Regions from separate parts of the Mus musculus genome. Here all the other regions are linked to region 1. A link is a loop called in an ENCODE intact Hi-C map of the cell type or tissue named here. Cell type or tissue: left cerebral cortex. All regions are shown on one strand.

Region 1 (8,000 bases):
GGGCTGGCTAGGGCAGTTGGAACCCTGTTGCTTCTGGCTGGGCACGGGCCTTGCATATCTCTGGATGTGGCCACTGACACCCCTGAAGAAGCACCAGAGACTACCCCCAATTTGTGTGGCCCTAGGATGAGCCTGAGCCATGAATAGTCCCCATGCTAGGTCTTTGGAGGCAAGCAGAGAGCCCCTTAGGCAGGACCTTCTCTCAGGCATTCCTCTCCTGAACAGAGGTAGAGCCATGGATGGCGACTTGAGGTAGCCTGTAGGAGGTGCCTTCTTGGCTGGGGGAACTTGGTAACCCTCCTTTGCTGATGTTTCGGGAGCCCTCCTCCCAACACGGTCATGTAACAGGTAGGAAAGCAGAAAGGGGGCTGGGGGAGGGGAGCCATTTGGGCAGTGACCCTGAGGCTCTCCAGCTTGCCTGAGAAGGAGTCAGGACAGTAGCTGCATGCATCTTAGAGATGCATGGGTGCATGCATGTCCACATTGCCTGTGCACTGTAGCACAGCTCATAGCAACTGTAAATGTCTTACTTGGTTGGCTCTGTGTACACGTTGCTGTCCCTCCTTAGGCTCCTGATCTATGGAGAGTACTGTAGCCACATGGAACACGCTCAGAGTACACTGAACCAGCTCCTCGCCAGCCGAGAGGACTTCAGGCAGAAAGTGGAGGTAACAAAGCATCCTGGTACCCTGACTTGGTGCAGCTGGCTAGCTGAGACCTAAGGGACAAACCAACTTCCCTCAATACCGGTCTTTGGTTTTGTGGCTATTCCCCTATTTTGTTGGGCGATTGCCAGAATACTTGTCCCAACACAGCCTAAGACTTAGGGGCTGTGGAGGCCTGGACAAATCCATCACAGTAAGTGACACTTGACCTTAAACTCTGCTGAGGTCCTATCAGACCTTAGCAGGCCTAGGTGACTTTCATGATACACTGGGCCTCCTTCCCTTGCCTAGGTTTGCCTACCTCTGTCAGCTTGTGCTTGAGCGCCTTCCTGGCTCTTCCTCACCTCTGGGTCCAGGAGTGAGTGCCCTTTCCTGTGTGGTTAGGAAAGCTCTGTCTCAGCGCTCCAGCTTAAGTGCTGGTAGCATGTAATGCTTGTTTCTACTGTCCCTGAACCGCAGGGGATCCTAGCTATCCTCACAGCCTTGTATGAGCCCCCTCCCCACTTGGCCTCTCAGGGAGCACATGGCAGATCCATGGGCCATGTTCTGCAAGGCCCAGCCCCCTCAGGCACTGTTGTGCAATGTGGTGCCTCAGATCCCAGGGTCCCATCATGTTCTGGGATGTGAGGGGTGGTGACACCAACTTCATGCATAATCTAGAAGACCGAGGATCCAGCTCTGAGGTCTCTTTCTCTGTGTGGCTGGCAGTGGGGCATGAGTTCTCCCAGAAGAGTAATACCCTTTATCCACTCGCTTCTCTCTCTCCAGGAGTGCACACTCAGGGTTCAGGATGGCAAGTTCAAGCTGCAAGACCTGCTGGTGGTGCCCATGCAACGGGTGCTGAAGTACCACCTGCTGCTCAAGGTGAGGCTAGCAGCCTGCTCATCATGCCCTCTGTCACACTGGGCTCTGATGGCATGGGCTTGGACCCACAGGCAGGGTGGCACACACTGATGAATGAGCCCATGTTCAGTACATACCATGAAGGGGTATCCTGGCATCTGGAAGGAAAATTATGAATAAGTTAAGACCATTAGGAAAGTGGGAAGAGACAGGACAGCACCCACGGACCAGGAAGAGGAGAGGAGAGCTGCTATGCTTGACTGCTTCATCACTGAGGCCTTGCACAGTTGTCTACTATGTAAGGGATCCCATGTGTGTTGGAGTTGGACAGATGGACTTGCACTTGAGCTGGTGGGTGGCTTTGTCCTGAGACCTTGAGGGCTCACCCTAGCTTCCCTCTCACTCCCCTAGGAGCTCCTGAGCCATTCTGCAGACCGACCAGAAAGACAACAGCTCAAAGAAGCCCTGGAAGCCATGCAGGTAAGTAAGAGAGGCAGAGCGGGGAGTCCCCAGACCAGTGTGCACACACTCCTGGATCCAGACTGAGCTCCTTGGTAACACTGACAGGACACTGCGGTTGGGCTTAGACTTACATGATGGTGGAAGGAGCAGCAGGCTAGGCTGCTTGCACCATGTGTCCAAAGTCCCCAACTTCACTTGCCTGCAGTTGCCCTGTCCCCACACTGTATTTTCAAGTGTCCACTGGGGTCATCAATGGTTTTTGGGTGCCAGCTCTATCCTGGGGTACCTCTTTTCCTCCTGGGCATCTGCTGATGAAGGTCTGTCCCATGCCCATGCCCTGTCACTCACTGGAAGGTCCCTTTTCACGTGCTGGCTTTGAAGGCCCCTGCCCAGCCATTCTATGCCTCATGTATGGCCGTCCACTGCCCTCAGAAGCTCGTCTGTGTTCTGCTCAGAAACCTTTGTGGCTTCTGCTGTTCTCTGAATCAGGCCAGGGTCATTGAAGATGTGTGTAACAGGAACGCCTCAGATTCCGGGGAAGCCTGGCCATGCTCAGATTCCTGGGCATGCTCTATTCTTTCCCACCCCAAGGTGTGCTCAGGACATGTCCTCTTCCTCACTTAATCTGCCTGCATCCCACTCATCTTGTCTTTGCCATGAACTTGACACAGTCCAAGAAAGTCACCTTCCAGACTCCTTAGCCAAGGGACTGTCAGGCTACCCCACAGTCATACCTGTGCCTCTCATAGACACCTGTCTTAGACAAGGTGAAATGCCTGACACAGGCTAGGTCCCTTTGGCATTGCAGTGTTATAGAAGCAGTGAGTTCCAGCCTTGACTTCTGACCCCTGACCCCTGAGTCCTCTGGTCCATGGTCCCCTTCTTTTCCCAAGACACACCTTGTTTGAAGAGGAAGGTGCTGCAGTCTAACTCCCACACAGGATCAGGGGGAGGACGCTGGCTCTCAAAGCTACCTGCTCTCTGAGAGCAGACTTCATGCAGCTGGAAAAGTTTGCATCAGTTTTGAATGGACTTAAATGTGGGTGCCATGGCTGACATGGGGACCTCTGGCTGGCGCCCCTGGGGAACTGAGGTCACCGCAGCAGAGGGACCACCACATCTTCCCACTGCAGACACAATTCAGTGTCAGCCATTCCTGGAGCATGTGACTCATACTGCAGGTGTACCCTGAACCCAAGCCTGGCCAGTGTGTGGCTTCGGGTCCCTTTGTGGCAAAGTACCCTGAGGTTATATAGCTCCTGACATTCCAAAGAGGGTTTGTGACTCTGTGTTCTTCTTTTCACGGGAGGCTCTTCAAACTGCAAAGTTTAGAAGGCGGCCTGGTTTGCTTTCTGTTACTGTGATGAACAACCACGATCAAAAGCAACTTAGGGGAGGAAAAGTTTTATTTTAGATTATATTCCCAGGTCACAGTCTGTCATGAAGGGAAATCAGGGAAAGAATTCAAGGCAGAAACCATGGAAGAAGGCTGCTTACTGTCTCACTTTCTGGAGCGCTTAGCTAGCTCTCTTCTATAGCCTAGGATTGGCGCCACCTCCAGTGGGCAGTTCCCTCTCTCCTCCATCGTCAGTCAGGACAATCTCTCAGACATGGCCACACAAGACCGTGTGATCAATGCAGTTCTCTAACTGAAGTGCCCTCAGTGAAAACTAATACAGCAGGGAATCTAAAAGCCTTTAATGTCCCCAATGCAAAGCAGAAAACCATTCATCCAGCCAGTGTCTGGGCTGTCACTGCCCTGGAGCTAAGCTTTCCTCAGGGTTGCAGTACACACTCCATGCAACTCTGTTAGCTGGCTGCTTTGCCTCCGGAGCTCTACTGTCTCTGTGGGAATCTCCTTCCCAGACGTGCACTTCTGTGACTCCTGCCAGGGTGCACAGGGCCACACACGCTCAGATCTGTCGCTGCTGTTGATTTAGAACAAAACCCACCCTTTATAAACTGTGGCTTCTGGTAGGGAGCTGCCAGTAGCAAGGTTTGTAGGCTGGCCCTTGAAGTGATCCCAGAAGCAAGAGAGGCCATAAGGGAGGTAGGAACTGGCTCCAGGATGTGGGTCTGGCTTTTGTGTGCCGGGGATTTCCTCTCTGCTCTGCTTTCTGGGTAGGATCCCTGCTGTTCTGTCCCAGCCGCCCCTGGGCATTGCTTCCAGACCATTTCAAACTTTCTGAAGCAAAGTGAGCACTGCCCCCTGGTGACTGACTAGAGGATTGCAGTACTATGTAGGGCTCATACCTTCCCCCCACTCCATCTCCCCCAGCCACTTACAGAATACCCAGGCTCTTCAGGGAAGGTGGGACAGGGGCTTCGTGAGAGCAGAAAGGTCTAAACAGTGGCTGTGTGTGACCCACTGTGGCTTATCCATGCTGGGCTGCATCTCCATTCTGACACAGAAGGCCTTCTGAGTGAGGGGAACCTGGATTTGGGGGTTCCCAGCACCCTCTTCAGCATAGTGTGTACTCTGGGTTCAAATGTTGTGTTCTTCACCTTATTCCTTCCTGGTTCCCTGTGTGTGGTGGTTTTTACTCCCATAGCCCAGAGTTGGAGTGGCCCCAGGCAAGATGGAGGAAGAGTGTGGAATGACCAGCTGGGCTAGGAAGGGGCTGGGAGGTCACCCCGTGTGTGACTCAGTGCCCTGATCCTGTCTTGATTTCCAGGACTTGGCCATGTACATCAATGAAGTGAAGCGGGACAAGGAGACCTTGAAGAAGATTAGCGAGTTCCAGTGCTCCATAGAAAACCTGGTAAGCCGTGGCTGCCTGCGAAGCCTGCCGGGAGTAGGAGGGAGGTCGGGCAGTATCAGCCTTCATCCAGTTCTACCTACTGTGCGGATGAGGTCATCCACGTGTAGGGCTCAGGAGATGGATGTCCTATTGACAGCCTGGCTCTCTTTCTCCCTTCCCAGCCTGAACCCCAGGCTGTGGCGACCAGAGGCAGGACGCTTCGTCTGCTCTGTGGCCCTCCTGTTTCCCTGTCCTCAGGGTGGGCAGTGGGCAGGGTTCGGCTTGGGGGTGGGGCCACGGTCATCTCAACCTGAGAGCTGGCCCTCAGCTTGCCCCTTGTCTAGGAATCAGACTGGGGGCTGTCAGTCAGGGTTGGCCCTCTCTCAGGCATACTCCGGGGAGAAGAGATGAGCTGTTCCTGGACTCAGCCCTGCTTGGCCCCATGTTGGGTCTAGGTCTCTCTGTGTTGGGGTGTTCTGCAATAGGAGACCTTAAGCACGCCCTTGCCCCCACCCATCGGATGCTAATAGCGCCCTCAACCCCAAGTGATGACTGCTCCTCCAAATGCCGTCTGATTCCCAGAGTCATTTTGATATTGAACCATTGATTTTTTTCCCCGCTCAAACATCCCCTCTTCTTGGAGATTTTCCTGGAGAGCTTGGCGAAGTAGAAACCTGGAAGCCCGATATCTAGGCTGGCATACCCATCTTCATCTCCAGAGGAACCCTCTACAGAGCTGGCTGGCTCATCAGAGGGCAAGGAGAACTGCCAAGCAGTGTCTGATGAGTGCTCTGTCTACATGTGTGCTTGCACGCCAGAAGAGGGCGTCAGACCCGGGACAGATGGTTGTGAGCCACCATGTGGTTGCTGGGAATCAAACTCAGAGCCTCTTAACCGCTGGGCCATCTCTCCAGCCCATTCTTATGTGTCATGAGTGTGACCTGAAGCATGAACATTTGTGGGGTTCAGACCATTTGCCAGTCATCCCTGCTTTCTGATCACTGCACAGTTAACACACTGCTTTTGAACACAGGGGAGTTTGCTTTGGTGTTGTGAGTCATGTTTGCTCTTTAAATGACAAGGAATGGGATGTGAGTGTGGTTTAGTTGGCAGAGTGCTTGCCTTTCATGCACAGGGCCCTGAGTAAACTGGACTCAGGGGCACTAACTGTAATCCAGCATCGGGGGCAGGGGAGGAGGAAGGCGGAGGCAGGAGGATCAGCGTTGTCTTTGGCCACACAGCATCCAGGCCAGTGTGGGATACTCCAGGCCCTATCTCACAAAGAACGGTGATCCATGGATCTCGGTGTTTCTGGTATATGACAGCCAAGCTGCATGCAGTCTTGGTGCTGTCTCTAGGAGAAGGCACCTGGATTTATATGTCCTGTGTGATGGGGACAAAGGGGCATAGCAGAGTCCCCGAGCAGATGTGAATCATGCTCTGTGTCAGGCCAAGGCCAGCCTCTGTCATACTGAAGTCAGACCTAGGAGTTTTCACAGAGTACAGGGACCAGGCCTCCAGGCCCATGTGACCACCCACAGGCATAGCCACTTCCCCTGGAACCCGACCTCTGCCTTCTCCTGAATAGACTTGTCCCTTGAAGAGGATACAGAGGACAGTGGAAAGGCAGATCTCTCTGTATTAAACAGAACAGAGAGGCACAGTCCAAGCAGAAGCGGAAATGGAGACTTGATGGCCAGTGGTGGCGGGGCTGGGCATAGATTGCTTTCTGTGGAGGATGAACCCGGCTGGACCCCGCCTGTGGTTGCCGCTCAGTCCAGTGGTGCTGCTTGCTTGCTTTATTTGCTCTCTTAGGGCTGGACCTCTGGCTTTTCCTACAGCTCCGGGTTCCACACAAGGGCCGCCTGTGAGCATGACCAGACCATCAATTGCCCTTTGTTCCCAGGGCTCAAGGGAGTCCCCATTGTGGCCCCCTGAGAGGGGACAGGCTTGGCTCATTCATGGGCTACCCAGTCACCGTAGGCACATTTTCCTAGATCACACCTGGGTCTTTCTGTCCTGCCCTGGGCATGCCTACTTTTCTCCCTGTCTAGCAATGCAGAGGTTGTCCACCCTTGGACTAACAGTCCTTGCCTTTCCAGCAAGTGAAGCTGGAGGAATTTGGGAGGCCAAAGATTGACGGGGAGCTTAAAGTCCGGTCCATAGTCAACCACACCAAGCAAGACAGGTGAGTGGGGTGATGTTCGGCACCCCATCCCCCTTTAGCCTGGGGACCCCACTCCTAGGAGGCCTGAGACAGACCCTCCTGTGGGAAGAAGGACAGCAAGGCAGGCGCCATGCAGCTGTTTAAATCACTTCCTTTCCTCTCTCCACAATTCCTCTGTGTCTGTCACACAGCAATAGCCACAAAAGGGCACTGCCCTGCCTGTGGTGGGCTGTGAGCTGGCCTGGGAGTCGAAGCTGGGACACAGAGAGGTCTGGCCTCTGGGGAGCTCCTTGCCCAGTGGGAGTAGATAGGCAGGTGTGGGCGGAGTCAGGACAAGTCAGCCGTCTAGGAAACGTCACAACAGACTTGGGTTCTGGGGGCACAGAGGAGAGAATTGGTAGTGGCCTTTGAATAGTGCTCCAAGGGAGATAAAGACAGAGGGCCGAGGATCTTCTGCATGAAGGTGGCATTCAGGACGACTTTATGGGAGCAGTGGCTTCCTGACCGAGAGTCATTGTGCCATGTGGACCTGACAGAAAGGAGGGTCTCACCTTGGAGAGAGGGCAGCCTGTACAAGCCTTGGCCCTCTTGGTTTAACACACTGGCTGTGGTCTCAGGGACAGGAGTCAGGCAGGGATATAGGCTCTTCACACAGAGCATGGCTGTCCTGACACTGGGTGCCCTATGTGGCCAGGTACCTGTTCCTATTTGACAAGGTGGTCATCGTGTGCAAGAGGAAGGGCTACAGCTATGAGCTGAAGGAGGTCATTGAGCTGCTCTTCCACAAGATGACCGATGACCCGATGCACAACAAGGACATCAAGAAGGTGGGTCTGGGTCTGGAGAGGGGCCAGGTGCAGGGTCCTAACCCCAGGGCCAGCACATCAGGTGTCCCCTGCTGGCCTCCCTTTGTCATTATGACTGGCTGGTAGTTCCCATGGTGGGTCATAGGCATCCTTAAGACTCTAGCTTCCTAGAAGCAGAAGGGAGGTCATGCTTAGGGTACCAGTAAGAGCCTCGTTCCCAGCCTTGACTTTTTAGTCTCAGTGGACCTGACTAGTTCTTCATTGTCTGTTGTAACAGCTCCATTCTTGCTCTGTCTCTTTTGCTGGGGGCTGGCTT
Region 2 (8,000 bases), 250 kb before region 1:
CCTGCACAAGCTGGACTTAGGTGGTGTCCCAATTTCATGTCTGTTACTGTGATAAAACGCCTCGACCAAAAGCAACGGAGGAAGGAAGGATTTATTTCAGTTGGTAGTTCCAGGGTACCGTCCATCTTCGAGGGCAAGTCACGTCACACCTACATGCAAATTCAGACAAATGAACACACCCATGCTTGCTGTATATACCCAGCTAGCATCCTTCATATCTATATAGTATATAAAGATTTTTTTAAAAATATATATATGGCTTAGCAATTAAGAAGACTTGTTGTTCAGTAAAAGACTGGTTCAATAACAGTTTAATGGCAGCCACAAGCACTCTAACTCCAGTTCCAAGGAATCAGACACCCTCTTCTGGCCTCTGCATGGACATCATACACAAACATACACAGGCAAAATTCTCATAAGCATATCATTTTTAAAAGTAGTATTTAAAAAAATATTTAATGGACATTCCATTAAATGTGACTCTCAGTAAACAGGTTAGTTTTAGTGAAATATGTCTTATGAAATATTTGGGACATAATACTTTAAAAAAAAATTCATCGTTTTATCTGACATTCCAGTTTAGCTGTGTGTGTTCTATCTAGCAACTGGTTAGTGAAGTGACCCGAACAATTTTGGCTTCTAGAACTTTCTCTGTGTGCAGTTCGTGACGTCCTTGGGAGCATTTAAGGACAACCACCAGTCCAGAAGTGGTGGTTCTGCTCCTTTCTCTTCGTGCTCCAGAGTCTAGGCACACGGAACCAAGCCGTTCTACCTGTAGCCCAGCCCAGCCTGCTGGCCTCGGCAAGTTCTCATTGATCCTTAAACCCTGAGGTATCAGTGAAGATTTGGCCTGGCATGGTTCATGACAAGGACCTCAGTGAGAGAAGCCCTATGCTGACCAGACATAGCACCATGGGCCTTCCTGTGAGCAGGTGCTGGTATGATAGACAAGGGAACAGAAGGTGTGTTTATCACAGCTCAAGGCCCAGAGGCACCAGCAAAGCATGTTCTACTAACGAACAACAAAGAGCTTCCCTGTTACCCACAGGTTCTGCAGGTTGTCCAAGAAAGAACTGTGGCCTAGTAGGCTCTCCCAGCATGGTCCCGACCCTAAGACACCCCTCTAGCTGCCTTTCCTTACCCTGAGACACGCTTTGTCTCTAAATGTGGCGGTGGACCTCCACCTGTACCAAATGCAAAGCCGGGCCATGACAGTAGGAACCACAGAGGACCACAGAGAGGATTCAGTGGGTAAAGACATGCAGTGACTGATGTGATGGCCTGAGTTTGAGCCCAGGGACTCGCATGATAGAAGTGACTCTGAAAAGCTGTCAGGGGACAACATGGCTTTGTTTTATTTTTAAAGCTGAAGAGGCCTGCTCTGGTGTTCCTATGGGACCGGCTGCCCCCTCCTCCCACTATTTGCAATGAACTTTCAAGCCCATGAAGAGGATGTAGCTGTGCTGGTGCCAAACCAAAGCTGCCAGTTCATTCTCCCAGCTCCGGGCAACACCAAGATCACCCAAAATGTTGCTCCCAGCCTCAGGTCCAGCTCCCACCCCCAGAAAGCTGACCCAGACCCTGGCCCTTGCTCTCTCATGCAGACAATGTGCAGAGTAATCTGCTCTGTCTTTCCATCTGTGAGCAGATTCCCAACTACGGCCAACAAGCTTGTCCTAAAACTTCCCAGTAGAAAAACCTGACTCAATAATGCTAGCCTATGGCATGTGGTACTGCAGGCCTTTAATTCAGCACTGGGAAGGCAGAGACGGTCAGATATCTGAGTTCAAGTTGCTATGGTCTACACAGCACCCTCCTGAACAACCAGGGCTATGTACAGTTCTACATAGCCCTAAATAATAATAATGCCAGCGTTCCAGATGTGATATGCACGCCCACTCCGTCCACGGTATCTAGCTGAATAACCCTTTGACTCCTTCAGTACCTGGCCATGAACCTGCCTTAACAAATTAAGTCCTGTTTGTTTCCAGGACACGTCTCCTTCACCTAGACTGGGCTGGCTTAGTACTCAATTTTCCTGACTGCCTGCACTTCCCAGGTACAGGTATGAAACACATGCCCAGCTAACTACGGACTGCTGTAAAACACAAGCAGCCCGAAAATTACAAAGTAAACACAGCCGATACATACAGCTCCTTCACTGTTTGTATGCATATATGTGCTCGTGTGCACTAGGCCATGCGTTTGAAAAAATGTGCATGACACTTGTACAGGTGTGAGTATGCCTGTCCCTCTTTAGATACGTGTGCATTCTTAACACACCGTGGTTTTACGAAGGGGACTGATACTACCAGGTTGTTCTAGATCGATGGCTTCTTCAATAAAATGGACTTAACCGAAGATCCCCGGACGTGGATACAAAAGCAGGGACAACCGCCGTCGTGTAGAACAGTCCTTCCCTTCCTCGAATCCTGAGCGACAGCTGACGTGTAGCCAGCCTTCGCTGCGCATGCGGAGACACGGTGGCGGGAGCCGAGGAGTATGCGCAGACTCCGTACACAGCCTCCCCCGCACTTTCAGCGTTTACAACCCGTCGCCCGGAAATCTAGGAAGGATTAACAGGCGCTCGTCCTCTGATTCGTGCCCGCCCACTTCCACTTCCCGCCGTCCGCAAGCGTGTCCCGGTTGGACGTGCGCCTACCCTGTTTTGTTTCCGGGGAATCTGCTTTGCCCAAGAACGTTCACAACTTCCGGTGTTCCCTTAGGCCTGTGATTGGCTAGTTTTATGAATTAATTAAAGCGTGTCGGGTTTGAAATAAATAAACCGTTTTTACTTCTAAATAACCGCGCTGAAATTATCAAACCACCAAATAAAATATGATACTTTTCAGTAACAAGCTTTTGTGACTACTAAACAAAATTCACCATTATCTAAAAAGGTCCGATATTGGGAGCTTTAAATACGCCGCGGGAGGAATGTACTTCTGTGTTGTATGAAAGGAGAGAAGGTTAGCACTCCCCTTGACAAGGATGGAAGAGGCCCTTGGGCCTAACAACACACATACGGTTAAGGCATTGCCACCTACTTCGTGGCATCTAACCACTGTTTTTTTTGTGTGTAAATTTGGAAGCTGAAGGATGTAATCTTTTTTTTGTTTGGTTTTTTTGTTTTTATTTATTACGTATTTTCCTCAATGACATTTCCAATGCTATCCCAAAAGTCCCCCATACCCTCCCCCCGAAGGATGCAATCTTATACAGATTTCTTGCTCGAGATTTTTATTCTAATCACCATCCCCAACTCTCTTACCCAGCATATTTGGGACAGATGTAAGTCTACTTCAAACAGGCAATTTCATTCTGAAGCTTGGAGGACTGCCATGTGCAGTAGCTCAACTTGCCACCTACTAAGAGCTATTTGCTCATCAACTTCGGATATTGGGGTGTTCCTGACAGACATAAGGCACTTAATACTCAAACAACAAATGACCCTGAGCACTACTCCAGACGGTGGGGAGTTCATAAGGGCTCTCCTAGAGCAGGTGGTACAGCTTTCTTTATTGACTGTGGCACCAAATCTGTCTTTAGTATCAGAAATCCAAGCAGTGGATACAGGTATGTGTATACTGTGATCACAGTTGAGGTGTATGCACATTTGTGTGCATGTGCACAGAAACACATGTAAACAAATATATACACTCGCTGGGCAGTGGTTTCTCACCATGATGATAATGGATTGAATCTCTGAACTGTAAGCCAGCCTCAGTGAAATGTTTCCCTTTATAAGAGTTGCCTTATAAGAGTTTCCCTTTATAAGAGTTGACTGGAGAGATGGCTCAGCAGTTAAGAGCACTGACTGCTCTTCCAAAGGTCCTGAGTTCAATTCCCAGCAACCACGTGGTGGCTTATAACCATCTGTAATGAGATGCCCTCTTCTGGTGTGTCTGAAGACAGCTACAGTATATATATATGTATATGTATATGTATAAGAAGAGTTGCCTTGGGCTAGCAGTGGTAATGCACGCCTTTAATCCCAGCACTTGGGAGGCAGAGGATTTCTGAGTTCGAGGACAGCCTGGTCTACAGAGTGAGTTCCAGGACAGCTAGAGCTACACAGAGAAATCCTGTCTTGAAAAACAAAACAAATATAATACACACACACACTCATATGCATTTAAATTTAAAGAAAGAGAGACAAAGAGAAACAGAGAAGAGAATGTTGTTTATCAGACTGGGTCTCAGCTGGTCTTGAACTCTCAATACTTATATACCAAATACATCTTAAAAAAAAAAGTCCTGGGGTGGAGAGATGGCTCTACAGTTAAGAGCACTGACTGCTCTTCCAGAGGTCCTGAGTTCAATTCCCAGCAACCACATGGTGGCTCAGAAGCCTTCTTCTGGTGCGTCAGAAGACATCTACAGTGCACAGGACTGGAGTGGGGGCCAACCAGAATGAGCAGAAATCCTCTGAATTCAAATTCCCAACAACCACATGATAGCTCACAACCATCTACATTAAATAAATAAATCCTGCCTCAGTGAGATTAGAGCCATACCTGTCCCTTGCTTGTGTTTAAGGAATATACTTCAAAGCATTTCTCAAGATGTTAGTTGTGAAATGTCATCTCTGTGTGCCTTACTCTAAAATATGCAAAATTGAGGTCATTTTAAAACAATCCCAAAAAAACACCAAGGAGTTTCAAAGCTGATACACCCTGGGGATAAACAGACCCACTCGCAAAGGTGTCAGGGCTGCACCCCTCCTCAGGAACCCACTGACAGGCAGTCATACTCAGGCCCACACGGCTAGAACCAAGTCCTTAGCCAAAAAGGAAGGTGGAAACCTTTAAGGCATTGGGCCATGGAGCAACACACTTCTCTTGGAAGGTGGAGGGAGGCTCATGAACTCCAAAAAGAAACTTAGTCCCAATAAACTGAAAGCTACAGGACTTATAAGGCTCCTCCCCAATTGCTAGGGAGAGGCTGGCTCAAGGTTCAAGAGCACTAGCTGCTCTTCCAGAACTCAGGTCCACTCACAACCATCACAAGGATCAGACCCACTCTTCTGGCCTCCATAGCCACCAGACACACACATGGGATATAAACACAAAGCACTCGTATACATAAAGCAAATATTTCTGGGCCATTCTGGAACTAGCTCTGTAGACCAGGCTGGCCCTGAACTGACAAGAGATCCATGGGTCCCATACCTGGGATTAAATGTGTGCCACCAACATGGGGCACATCTTTAAAAATGCTAAGCAGAGACTCCCACTGTGCCTCCCACTGGCTTGGGGAGCTCCAGGGCTGTCACTCAGGCTGGGCTGGCTGGTTTAGGACACTCACTGATCAAGTTGGATTTGTTACCTGGGTTAGACCTTAAGTTCTCTAGTCTTAGTAACTAGACTTTAGTTCATGTCTGCCCAGAAAAGGTCACAGCCTGTGTACACCAAGAACACAGGGCACCCAGCAGAAATCCATATAAAGCCATTCCATTAGGCCAATGTTGCATGAACAGCTGCTTGTGCCCAGTTCCAAAGCCACTTATACTAAAGCTACTGACACAGGATCCATGACACCGTACTTCAGAGATTTACATTAAACCCATCAAAAGTAAATTATGCAGACTTGGGAGCAGGGAAGACAGCTGAGTGGATAATACACTTGCCACATAGACCTGAGAATCAGCATGCATCCCTAGCACTGGTGTAAATGCAGGGCAGGCACAGCAGCCTGCCCGCCTTCCCAGCATCCACAAGGCTCCCAGTTATGCTGCCCGGCTAGACTAGCCAAATTGGAAAGCTTTGGGTTCAAGTAAGAGAACTACTGAGGTGGGGAGCTATCAAGAAAGTTATCTGGCATCACTCTACACACATGAACCATCACACATATGCACATTACCTAAAAGAAAAGCAAATTTTTTGGGGAGGGGTTGTGCTGAGCAGATGGCTTAGCACTTGAGAGCACTGACTGCTCTTCAAGAGGTCCTGAGTTCAAATCCCAGCAACCACATGGTGGCTCACAACCACCCGTAATGAGATCTGACGCCCTCTTCTGGAGTGTCTGAAGACAGCTACAGTGTACTTACATATAATGAATAAATAAATCTTTAAAAAAAATTTTTTTTCTCCCTTTGGTTGTTATTTGAGCCTTGGTTTGTGTAATCCTAGCACTAGCTCCGCAGACAGGCTTTGCTTGAACTTAGACCCTCCTGAGTGCTGGAACTAAAGGTGTGCTCCTCCACTGCCTGTTCTGCTAAAGAAATCCTTATTGAGTGCCAACCAAGTGGGAGGGAATGACAGGTAATCCTCTGATCTCCACACACCCAATGAATGCACACAGAATGAATTCCTGGAAAAAACAAACTTATATGGAACAAAATTACAAGGCATGAAAATCTTTATTTTTAAAAAGAGAATGTATTTTTACATAAATCTACAACAGAGTTCAACTGTAGAAAAAATAAACTATACTCGGGGATACTGTGCTCGACATGGCAAGCAAGCTCCCTCCCTCAGGAGGAGGCCGCACACCAGGCCACAGCTGGAAGGACCTTACTACCCTCCAGAAACCCCAGCAACATGCCCACAACATTGACCAGAACCCAGGTTCATCTATCCAACAGACGCCAGGGGCCCCAGAGCCCATGTCAGTGTGACAAGCCACCCTCTTTAACAATGGCTTCTTCGATGTGATAGCCCATTTACACACCATCTCCCTCAAGGAAGTGACAATGTATGGGGTTTCTTTTCCAATACCTTTGGATTCTTATTATGCACGATGGAGGGAGAAAGGGCTGTCAGGACCACAGCTGGGGACAAGCCTTGGCAAAGGCAGAGTAGAGCAGCTACTGCCCTGGGTGATGTGGCTTCAATACACATCAGTGTTGGCCTCACAGATGGTTGCTGCTGCAACCAGAGCAAACCCAGAATCTCCTTTCCACCCATGTCTGTGCCCAGCAGCCTCCGCCACCCATCTGTACTCCCAGAACCTCTGCAGTCTGCTCCACAGTAGGTCACCCTGGGTTCAGCCAGCAGCAGTTGTGAAAATGCTGTGTAGTCCTGAGCTTGGCCACTACCTCTTTCCAGTCCTGGTCACCTGAGGCGGTGACCTGGGGCGGGGGCCAAGGACATAAGAGAGGTTTGGTGGGTTTAGAGGCCAAGGCAGGAAGCTGTACCTGCTGGGGCAAGCACCATATTGAACTCCTCCCTCCTGCACAGGTGACCCTGAGCCTCTCACAGAATAAAGAGGTCCAGAACCTCACTACATGGTGCCTTTCCAAGACTTCCTTCCACTCTTTCTCATCTGAGGTTCTTCCTCTCCAACACTCAGCACCCACAGCAGCCACTGGGAAGAAGAGGCACAACAAGGATCCATCCTCCCAGAGACCTTTCCAACTCCTGCCAGGAAGGGAGGAGGGCTTTATAAAGCCAGGTGTCAAAGAGCCTGGTCAGAACTCAGGGCCACACCCAGTCCATACCCACCTTTTATTACAGTGTGTGTAGCTTACTGAGTGATACCAGTGAGACAAGGAGACATTTCAACCACTGAGAGGTCAGTGTTGACCTATGAACTCCAAAAGAACAAAGGGACTTGACACGGATACAACTTACAACCTTTCTGTGTTTCCAGAAACTCATGGAAGCACGCTGGGTACTATTACAGGCAGGAAAATTGAACAAGCAGGCCAGGGCAGGAGGCAGGGAATGGGAGTAGGGCTGTAGGTCCTGTTCCAGTGTGCACTGGGCAATACAATACCAAAACAACAACCACAGAGAAAAACAACCCATGAGGAGCTGAACTCACTCTTGTAATAAAAAAATTAAAAATTTGTTGCCTCTGAGCACAGAACAGACCAGGAACTTCCCCAGGCAGAGACAGAATTGGCAAGAAATATCACAGTGGCTATCAAGACTCGGTAGTGTGCACTCCCCTGAGCCGACATCTTCAGATAGGAGGTGCACCAGGCCTGTCAACCCAGCCTGGCCCCATGCCTCTGCCCCACATGTGTTTCTTGCCAATCCGGGTGGCTTCCTTAA
Region 3 (8,000 bases), 230 kb before region 1:
CAGTTTGTGACCAGATATAGTTTTCTCAAACTTTCCATCATATGCTCCCCAAATTTTAATGAGTTTATCAGCAGCTGAAAGGAATGAAAGGGAGCTGAAGTCAGAGAAGGCTGTGGCTGTACAGTCACCCAAAGGAAGGAGGCCTGAGTCACTCAATGAACTAAGTATGGACACACAGAAGTACACCCTTCACTGCAGAGGGGCAATAGCATGTGAACAGGCAATTACTTCAGTTCCATACAAACATGCTGAATGCTAACCAACCCAGAGACCAGTAACAACTAACACAGTCCAGCCTCCTCATCCTCCTTCCTCCAACAAAGTTCAGACGCCTCTCCAAAGGACTGAAGGATACTCACATGAACTTGCCAACCATTCCCCATTGGGGCTGAACTTCACAGAGGACACAGCTTTGGTGTGGCCAGCCAGGGTGAACTTCAGGGCATAGTTTGGCTTAACTGGTGTGGGCTGGAGGAAACAGTACAGATTAGCCAGAGGCAACTACCACCACCCAATCAACCCACTTGATTCCCAAAGTGTAATCAAGCACTAGCTGGTTCCAAACTCATACACAAGAACTTACTATAACCTTATCTGATGTCCCCCTTTAAACTGCCAGTGTGAGCCTAGCACCTCTCTTGAAAGCCCCGACTTTCCCTGAAGTACCTTAGCACACCAAGAATTTGTAATTTTTTTTGGTATGGTGGTGCATGTCTTTAATCCCAGGAAGGGAGAGGGAGGCAGAGGCAGTTGAGTCTCTATGAGTTCAATACTAGCCTAGTCTACATGTCGAGTTCCTCACCAGCCAGGGACTATAGGGGAAACCCTGCCTCAAAACAAACTGTACTTTTTGATAAATACCCTCACCTCCATCTTAGGTCTGGGACTCCCTGGTGTGGCACCTGACTGCTCTGTGTGACCACTGTTGTGTGCTCAGAAATACTGGCAGCATACCTCACTGGGCAGAGAAGCCTAGATTAATAAAATAATGTCCCTGAGAATCTCTCCAGCCTGTGGGACATACCTTGCTCTGTGTGGCTGATGAGGAAGGAGTGGGCTGTGCTCTTGCAGCCTCTGTCTCTGGCTTCTTCTCCTCTGTGGCCATGGCTCTGAAGCCCACAGGGCAGGACACCGTGAAGGGGGAGTCACAATGGAAGAGGCTGTCAGCTGAACTCTATAGTAAGGGGCCTATAAACAAATCCTCTCTTTAACAAAGGTTGTTGGAGAAATAGTTCAGTAGCTAAGCTCGCCAAATGCAGTTCCAGAAGACCTAAGTTTGATTCCCACTTGTGAGCTTACAACTATCTGTGAGTCCAGCTCAGAGGATCTGGCATCCTCTTCTGGCCTCTGTAGGGACTGCATGCACATGGCACACAGACTTACATGCAGAGAGGGAAAACAAAAGTTAAATAAAATTTGCCCTGATGTGGTGGCGCACGCCTTTAATCCCAGCACTTGGGAGGCAGAGGCAGGCAGACTTCTGAGTTCCAGGCCAGCCTGATCTACATAGTGAGTTCCAGGACAGTCAGAGCTACACAGAGAAACACTGTCTCGAAAAAAAAAAACAAAAACAAAATAAATAAATAAACAAACAAACAAACAATGATTCTGGGGCTGGAGAGATGGCTCAGTGGATAAGAGCACTGACTGTTCTACCAGAGGTCCTGAGTTCAATTCCCAGCAACCGCATCTGTAATGTGATCTGATGTTCTCTCCTGGTATCTGAAGACAACTATACTGTACTTATAAATGTAAAATAAATCTTTAAAACATAAAAATAGAAAGATTCCCAAGAAAAAGAATAAAAAGGGGGGCTGGTGAGATGGCTCAGTGGGTAAGAGCACCTGACTGCTCTTCCAAAGGTCCGAAGTTCAAATCCCAGCAACCATATGGTGGCTCACAACCACCCGTAATGAGATCTGATACCCTCTTCTGGTGCGTCTGAAGACAGCTACGGTGTACTTACATATAATAAATAAATAAATAAATAAATAAATAAAAGAATAAAAAGGAGAAACACGACCACCACATTGAACCCTCCAACAAATCAACTGTCCCAAGCTGGGGATAACTGTCACCCTATCCCAGGGCTGACGCTTCAGACACTCTGTGTGATGGCCTAGGCTTCCCACTGTAGCAGACAGGTGTATACAGGGATGTGAGTTTGCTTCAAAGAGCCCTTGACACAGTATTTAAAAGGCTTTCTAACAGAAACAACAGGCCAAGTAACAGGAGGTAGACTTTCTGTGCACAAGTCTGTGAACTTACCCAAATTCTAAAATACACCCAAATAATTTGACGAAACACAGTGGCCTCACCTCCTCAGTGGCTCCCTGTGACCTCATAAACTGCAACATGCCTTTAACAATACCTAGAGCTTACAGAGCACAGGGACTCAGTGCACAAAGTACTACCGAAAGCGCTCCAAGAATAAAACAGAGTAGTCACTGCCCCCATGTGAAAGAAACCTCTGGGGGAGCAGCACAAACAACAGCAGATAAGCTGCAGGTCTGAGGGAAAGTAGTTATTCCAGTCAGCTGGACAGACTCAGCCTGAACATGTATGCAACTGCAACAGTTTACTGCAGTTTACAGGAGGGCCCATCACCTGCACGCATCCAGAAAAGCACACCACCTGACTGGGAAATGAGCTAGTACTCCTCTAACGGAGAGCTACTGAGACATTCCTCAGCCATCAATGTAAGGAGCAATCATAATGTAAAGTCTGGCTTTGAGGTTAAACCTGAAACCTCACATGGACCCCCACATAAGACTAAGATGAAAGGACACCAAAAGAGAACAATGCCTCAAAGTCTTCAATCCTAGAGGAAAGAACAGGAACACCATGCACCACACAGGTGCAGCCAAGCTGTTTTACCTGCAGCCATCTCCATCAAGGTCAAATCCGCTGTAGCTCAAGCCCAGGTGCAAGGATCAGACTAGGGTAGGTCCCAGGGGCCTCTCCACAAACAAAGCTCTTGTGCCCAGGAAATACCAGCTGCTTGGTGCTTTTAGCTTTTTGGAGACAGGGTCTTGCTATGCACTGGTATTAAAAAACCAGTCTCAAGCTTGGTATGGTTGGTGTAACAGGCATAAATCAACTACCAGGCCTGACCTGGTGCTTATTCTTAATGCAACTATGGCCATGAGTTCCCATAGCAACCACTTTTGTGGACCATACAGGTAGCAACAGGAGCTGAGACTTAAGTAATGAAAAGGGCTAGAAAGTCTCTTTCAACCAGCATCTCATCTCCCTACTCCAGTGAAATGAAAGGCCAACAGTGTAGGGCAGATCTATCTCCAGTGTGGGAAGTCTCTAGGAACTAAGCTTCTTTTAGCATATAAAGAGATTCACCTAACAGCAGGTGGATGACCTTGCCAACAAGCACACCACCACCCAGCCCTGCCCATCACATCGTTAATAAGCTGGGTCTTTCAGGAAGACAAATATTAACATCTGAAGACACTAGTTGTAGCACCACCCACTTTAATTCCAGCTCTAAGGATGAAGAGCTCTAAGGATGTGGGCCCCAAACAACCAACCAAAAAACAAAAACAAAAACGGGGAAGAAAGAAAGAAAGAAAGAAAGAAAGAAAGAAAGAATATCAACATTAGCCAATCTGCCTCACAGCATTCAGGAGGCTCAGGAATTCAAAGCAGTTAAATGTGAGGCTAGCATCAACCTGAAACCGGCTCAAAGGAGACCACCACTTTCCAATTCCACAGGGTAGAGTCCAAGACAGAGCACTCAGGAAAGCAGGACTTGGGGAGGGCAGGTCTGGGAGGAAGCTGGGTTAAGCAGGATCCTCAGCAGGTGGTTTGGAGCTGGCCTCCACTGCCCACAAAGGAGGTAGGTAACCGGCAGCCGCAGCCGGGGCTTTACACTAGAGTGAGCCTGACTATGGAAGGGCAGCAGCCATCAGTCTCCCTCCAGTCAAATGTAGACTCCTGGTTTCCACCCTAGTACACAAGTATGGGAAGACAGAATGGTTCAGTCACTCAGGTGAGTGCAGTAGGTAACCCAACAAAGAACTCCAACCCATCCTCTCTGGGCTCCTAGATACCTAGGTACTAGTAGCCTTGGCTTCACACCACTGTGCGCTCAACTGCCCGGCTGTCCCGGACAATGTTCAGAAACCCTTGACCGGTCAGCCCTAGTCAGGTAGAAACTTGCGCTAGGACACAAATGAGGGTTGTGCCCGCAGCACGAGAGGCGCCAAGTGGCCAAGGAAACCTGCGCGACGCTGGCTGGGTGTCCCCGATGAGACAGAGAATTCCACTCCCAGTGACGCCAGTCTGAGGTGTGAGTCTCGAGAAGCTCGCAGGACTAAGGGTCTAGGGGCGTAGCAGGGGCCGCAGTGGAAGTAGCGGGCCGTGGCGGCCACAAGGGGCGGCGGGGTCGGGGCGCGGCCGCAAATGCGGCGTCCGGCCCGGCCCGAGGCCCTCGGAACACGTGCGGCGCTGTGGAGCCCGGAGCCCGAGGGCCCTCGTGGCCGCCGCTCGCCTCGCGCCCGCGGGACCGGGTTTCTCGCTTACCTGCCGGGGCCGCGGCGGCGGGGCCGGGCGCTCTGGCGTCGCGTCGGCTAGCCCTACGCGCGAGAGCAGACGATCTGCTGGACTAGGCGGCAGCGGCGCGGGAGGCGGGAGGGATTGCGCGTGCGCGAGGGGCGGGACAACGGGCGGCGACGAGGGTCAGAAAAACTAGAGGAGGCGGAGCGCCTTAAAGGGGCCGTCTGTGGTTCTCGCTTCCTATTTGACCGCTACTGGTGTTCGGTAACTGCAGACTGGAGCACTCTAGAATTAAAGATGGGTGAGAACGTGCTTAGGTGCCTCTCCTGTTATTCTAGGCTGTGTAGCCAAGCTAACAGTTACAATTTGCCTGTGCTGGCCCGTGCCTGCCCAGGACTGTTGGGAAACCTCTTGGTGCCACTGGTGGATGTCCACGAGGTCCGGAAGTCCGGAGCTCCTGCGGCCTCCCCAGCCTACCGCAAGGCGGGGGGCTTCCTGCCGCTGCAAACCACAGCTCAAATTGAACATACTTGCCTCTCTTCTACAGGGCCATAAGGAGGCTACGCTGTACCACCACCACCACCCCACACAGACACACTCCGAAAAAGGTCTTAGGAGCTACCGCTGCAGGGAGAGATCTACAGTAGTGTCCAGGGAAGGCAGGGCACTACTGTAGAGAAGGAAGCCTGCACGCTGACAAGAGAGGAGCTACCTGACTTAGAAGACAAACAAGAAAGAATGTGGACAGGAAAGGCAAGTGTCCCTAACACAGGGGCTCCAAGTCCTCCAGCTATGCATGCATCTGGAACGATGCAGTTGCACCTGAATGTAGGCTCAGGCAGTTCACATTCCAGGCAGCCACAGCATCCACTACAATCTGGCTCCTGTGTGGCTCTGGAGCTCCATTTTAAAGGCTTTATCTCATTTTCACAAGACAGCCCCTAGCAGGCTGGCCGGCCTGCAGTTAGCAAAGTTTTGACAGCCCTCTTTCCTGTTGGACCACCTCTACTCCTGTCACTAACGGGGAAAACACCCAGAGAGGAGGACACAGGGACAGAAGGAGAACCTGGAGCCAGGTCTGCACCTCTCACTTCACTGTCTAACTCACATGGTCTTAGACTCTTGGAGGTGGCTATGACCTGTGCAGCCTCATCTTCCAGTCTGGGAATATCAAATATAACGCGTGGGGAACCTGTGCAGAGGGAGGGACTAAGCAACTGAAGCTTGAGAATGGAGAGTGTGTGGTTGCCATAGCTACAAGAGTGTGAGAAGACTGACATTGGCCTGGAATCTCCTGCTAAAGGCACAGAAACAGTTCAGACGAATCTGTGTGTCTAACAGACCTATGCCAGGAGCCCTGGATGGAGTGGAGCATGGGATGGTAAGAATAACATCTCCGTATCTGCCTAGCTAACCGGACTGGAAACCAAACCTAATCCTCTGCCACCCACCTCTCAGATAACATTCAAACCTGTCCACCTCCATCCTCATCCCGGCTCTACCTAAGATGTGGCCTTTTCAAAATTCCAGCCAAAGGAATTGCTGAAAATCCAGGTAAAGTGTATGCATAGCATGCAAGAAGCCCTGGAGCCAATCCCCAACACTCATAAACCAAGTGCAACAGCACAAGTATTAGATAGTTAGAGGCAGAAATATTAGAACTTCAAGACCAGCATGGAAGGCTCAAAGGATAAGGGGTCCTGACCCAGAAGCCCCAGATTTCCAACTTTTACTCACACTGGATCTGTAGTAAGAATTTTGATATCTTTAAAAACACAGTTATGTAGGGCCGGGCGTAGTGGCGCACGCCTTTAATCCCAGCACTCGGGAAGCAGAGGCAGGCGGATTTCTGAGTTCGAGGCCAGCCTGGTCTACAAAGTGAGTTCCAGGACAGCCAGGGCTATACAGAGAAACCCTGTCTCAAAAAACCAAGAAAAAAAAAAAAGAAAGAAAGCACCCTATGATAAGATGGGGACATAACCCAGGTGGTAGAATGCTAGCCTAGCATCCACAAAACTCTGTGTTCAAGTCCCAGTGTCACACAAAGTGGGAGTATTGTGCTTATGTGTCTCCCAGCCCTCAAGCTGGTATATTCAAGGTCATCCTTGACTACCCAGAGAGTTCTGGACTGTGGTGGTTTGAATAAAAATGACAAGTCCACAGGGCGTGGCACTATCAGGTTTGGCTTTGTTGGAGGAAGTATGTCACTTAGGAAGTGGGCCTTGAGGTTTCAAATGCTCAAGCCAGGCTCAGTGGCTCACAGTTACGGCAAGACCTGTTGCCTAAGTATCAAGATGCAGAACTCTCAGGTCCTTTGCCAGTATTAAGTCAGCCTACATGCTGCCATGATGCTGTCATGACAATAATGACCTAAACCTCTGAACGTGTAAGCCAGCCTCAGTTAAAAGTTTTCCTTTGCTGTGTGGTGGTAGCACATGCCTTTTCCCAGCACTTGGTGCCGGGGGGGGGGGGGATGATTGGATTCAGTCAGCCCCTCAACCCTCAGGAGAATCAAGGTCCCAGTATTCAGGTGAGCTAGGAGTCGGCGAAAAGTGACAGACACTGACAGAGAGTGCTGTATCTAAATGTAATTTCTCAAAGTGAGCACCAGACTTATATTACAGAAGAAAACAAGGAAGTTAGGCGATACATTAAGGTCATCAAAGGTACACTGAGGTTACCCAATGCAGCTGGGCTGGTCTACTGGTCTACTAGAGTGAGTTCCAGGACAACCAGGGCTACACAGAGAAATCCGGTCTCAGAAAAAAAAAAAAAAAAAAAAAAAAAAGACTGCACAAAACAGAGAAATGCATACATAAAAGCTAAGAGGAACCAGGCAGTGTTTATAACTGGGATATAATTCAGTGTTTACAACTGGGGTCAAAAGCAGCCCCACCTAAGGTCAGTTTATTCTTAGAAGCCAGAGGCAAGGGTTTTATGCCCTTGCCATAGTTCCAATTCTAGTCTATTGTATAATCCACCTTTCCCCTGGGCCACTGTAGATTCCTGTGTATGGGAGTGACTCAGCTGTTGTTCTAAGTATTTACTCTAGTTCCTTCTTAGACCACAACCTTCCTTCTTCCTAGGCCATTGTAAATTCCTGCACATGGAAGTGACTCGGCTGTTATTCTCTAAGTTTACTTTGTTGAACTGGCCCTGAGATTTCTAGCTCTTACCTAGTAAACTGCAATGTCTGACTTCTTTCACTGCCTCTCAACACTGGAGGCGTTACATCTGAATGAGTAGCACTACCTATAATATAACGCCGACTATTGCAAGGAGCATTCATGCTACGGGATGCCAAGGTTCCAGGAGAAAAGTTTCTGTGAAACTTTTTGCCTCAGGACTGTGTCCAAGCCTTTGGGCTTGCCACACCCACTCCAGTGGAGTGGGTGTGGCAACTTGGGAGGCAGAGGCAGGCAGATTTCTGAGTTTGAGGCCAGCCTGGTCTACAGAGTGAGTTCCAGGACAGCCAGGGCTATAGAGAAACC

What was found. Peaks named below come from ENCODE experiments on the same cell type or tissue, not always from the same donor. Only the 100,000 strongest peaks of a DNase experiment are listed, where the experiment ranks them.
Region 2: a loop joins it to region 1, with 3 times the contacts of the local background. A loop is called at or near these places in 5 of 42 quality-filtered maps.
Region 3: it touches region 1 in a loop (3.0-fold over the local background); 13 of 42 quality-filtered maps call a loop at or near these places.

Annotation. Positions count from the first base shown.
Region 1 is chr2:27,285,338-27,293,337 of GRCm38, reverse strand. It overlaps Vav2 (vav 2 oncogene), which reads left to right. Exons shown (of 28, transcript NM_009500.2): 9 at 569-668; 10 at 1,434-1,529; 11 at 1,920-1,988; 12 at 4,646-4,732; 13 at 6,814-6,899; 14 at 7,573-7,705. Among named protein-coding and RNA genes, the nearest start is that of Sardh, 42 kb to the right of the region's middle. In left cerebral cortex, a CTCF peak has its summit at 4,181 (motif pointing left); DNase peaks (open chromatin) are centred at 4,150, 5,800 and 6,537.
Region 2 is chr2:27,534,878-27,542,877 of GRCm38, reverse strand. Wdr5 (WD repeat domain 5) reads right to left here. Exons shown (of 14, transcript NM_080848.2): 14 at 6,343-8,000. It overlaps Gm25541 (a small nuclear RNA gene), which reads left to right and starts at 2,948; the gene lies at 2,948-3,073. It overlaps Gm13421 (predicted gene 13421), which reads right to left and starts at 2,452. Exons shown (of 2, transcript NR_166127.1): 1 at 2,313-2,452; 2 at 1-149. In left cerebral cortex, no CTCF peak of the experiment used is centred here; DNase peaks (open chromatin) are centred at 2,595, 2,962, 3,283 and 3,842; H3K4me3 peaks cover 1,833 bases; H3K27ac peaks cover 2,029 bases.
Region 3 is chr2:27,511,817-27,519,816 of GRCm38, reverse strand. Wdr5 (WD repeat domain 5) reads right to left here and starts at 4,670. Exons shown (of 14, transcript NM_080848.2): 1 at 4,537-4,670; 2 at 1,025-1,188; 3 at 360-468; 4 at 1-74. The coding sequence starts at 1,105. In left cerebral cortex, CTCF peaks have their summits at 1,350 (motif pointing left), 4,333 and 4,973; DNase peaks (open chromatin) are centred at 4,702, 4,917 and 5,716; H3K4me3 peaks cover 2,181 bases; H3K27ac peaks cover 1,651 bases.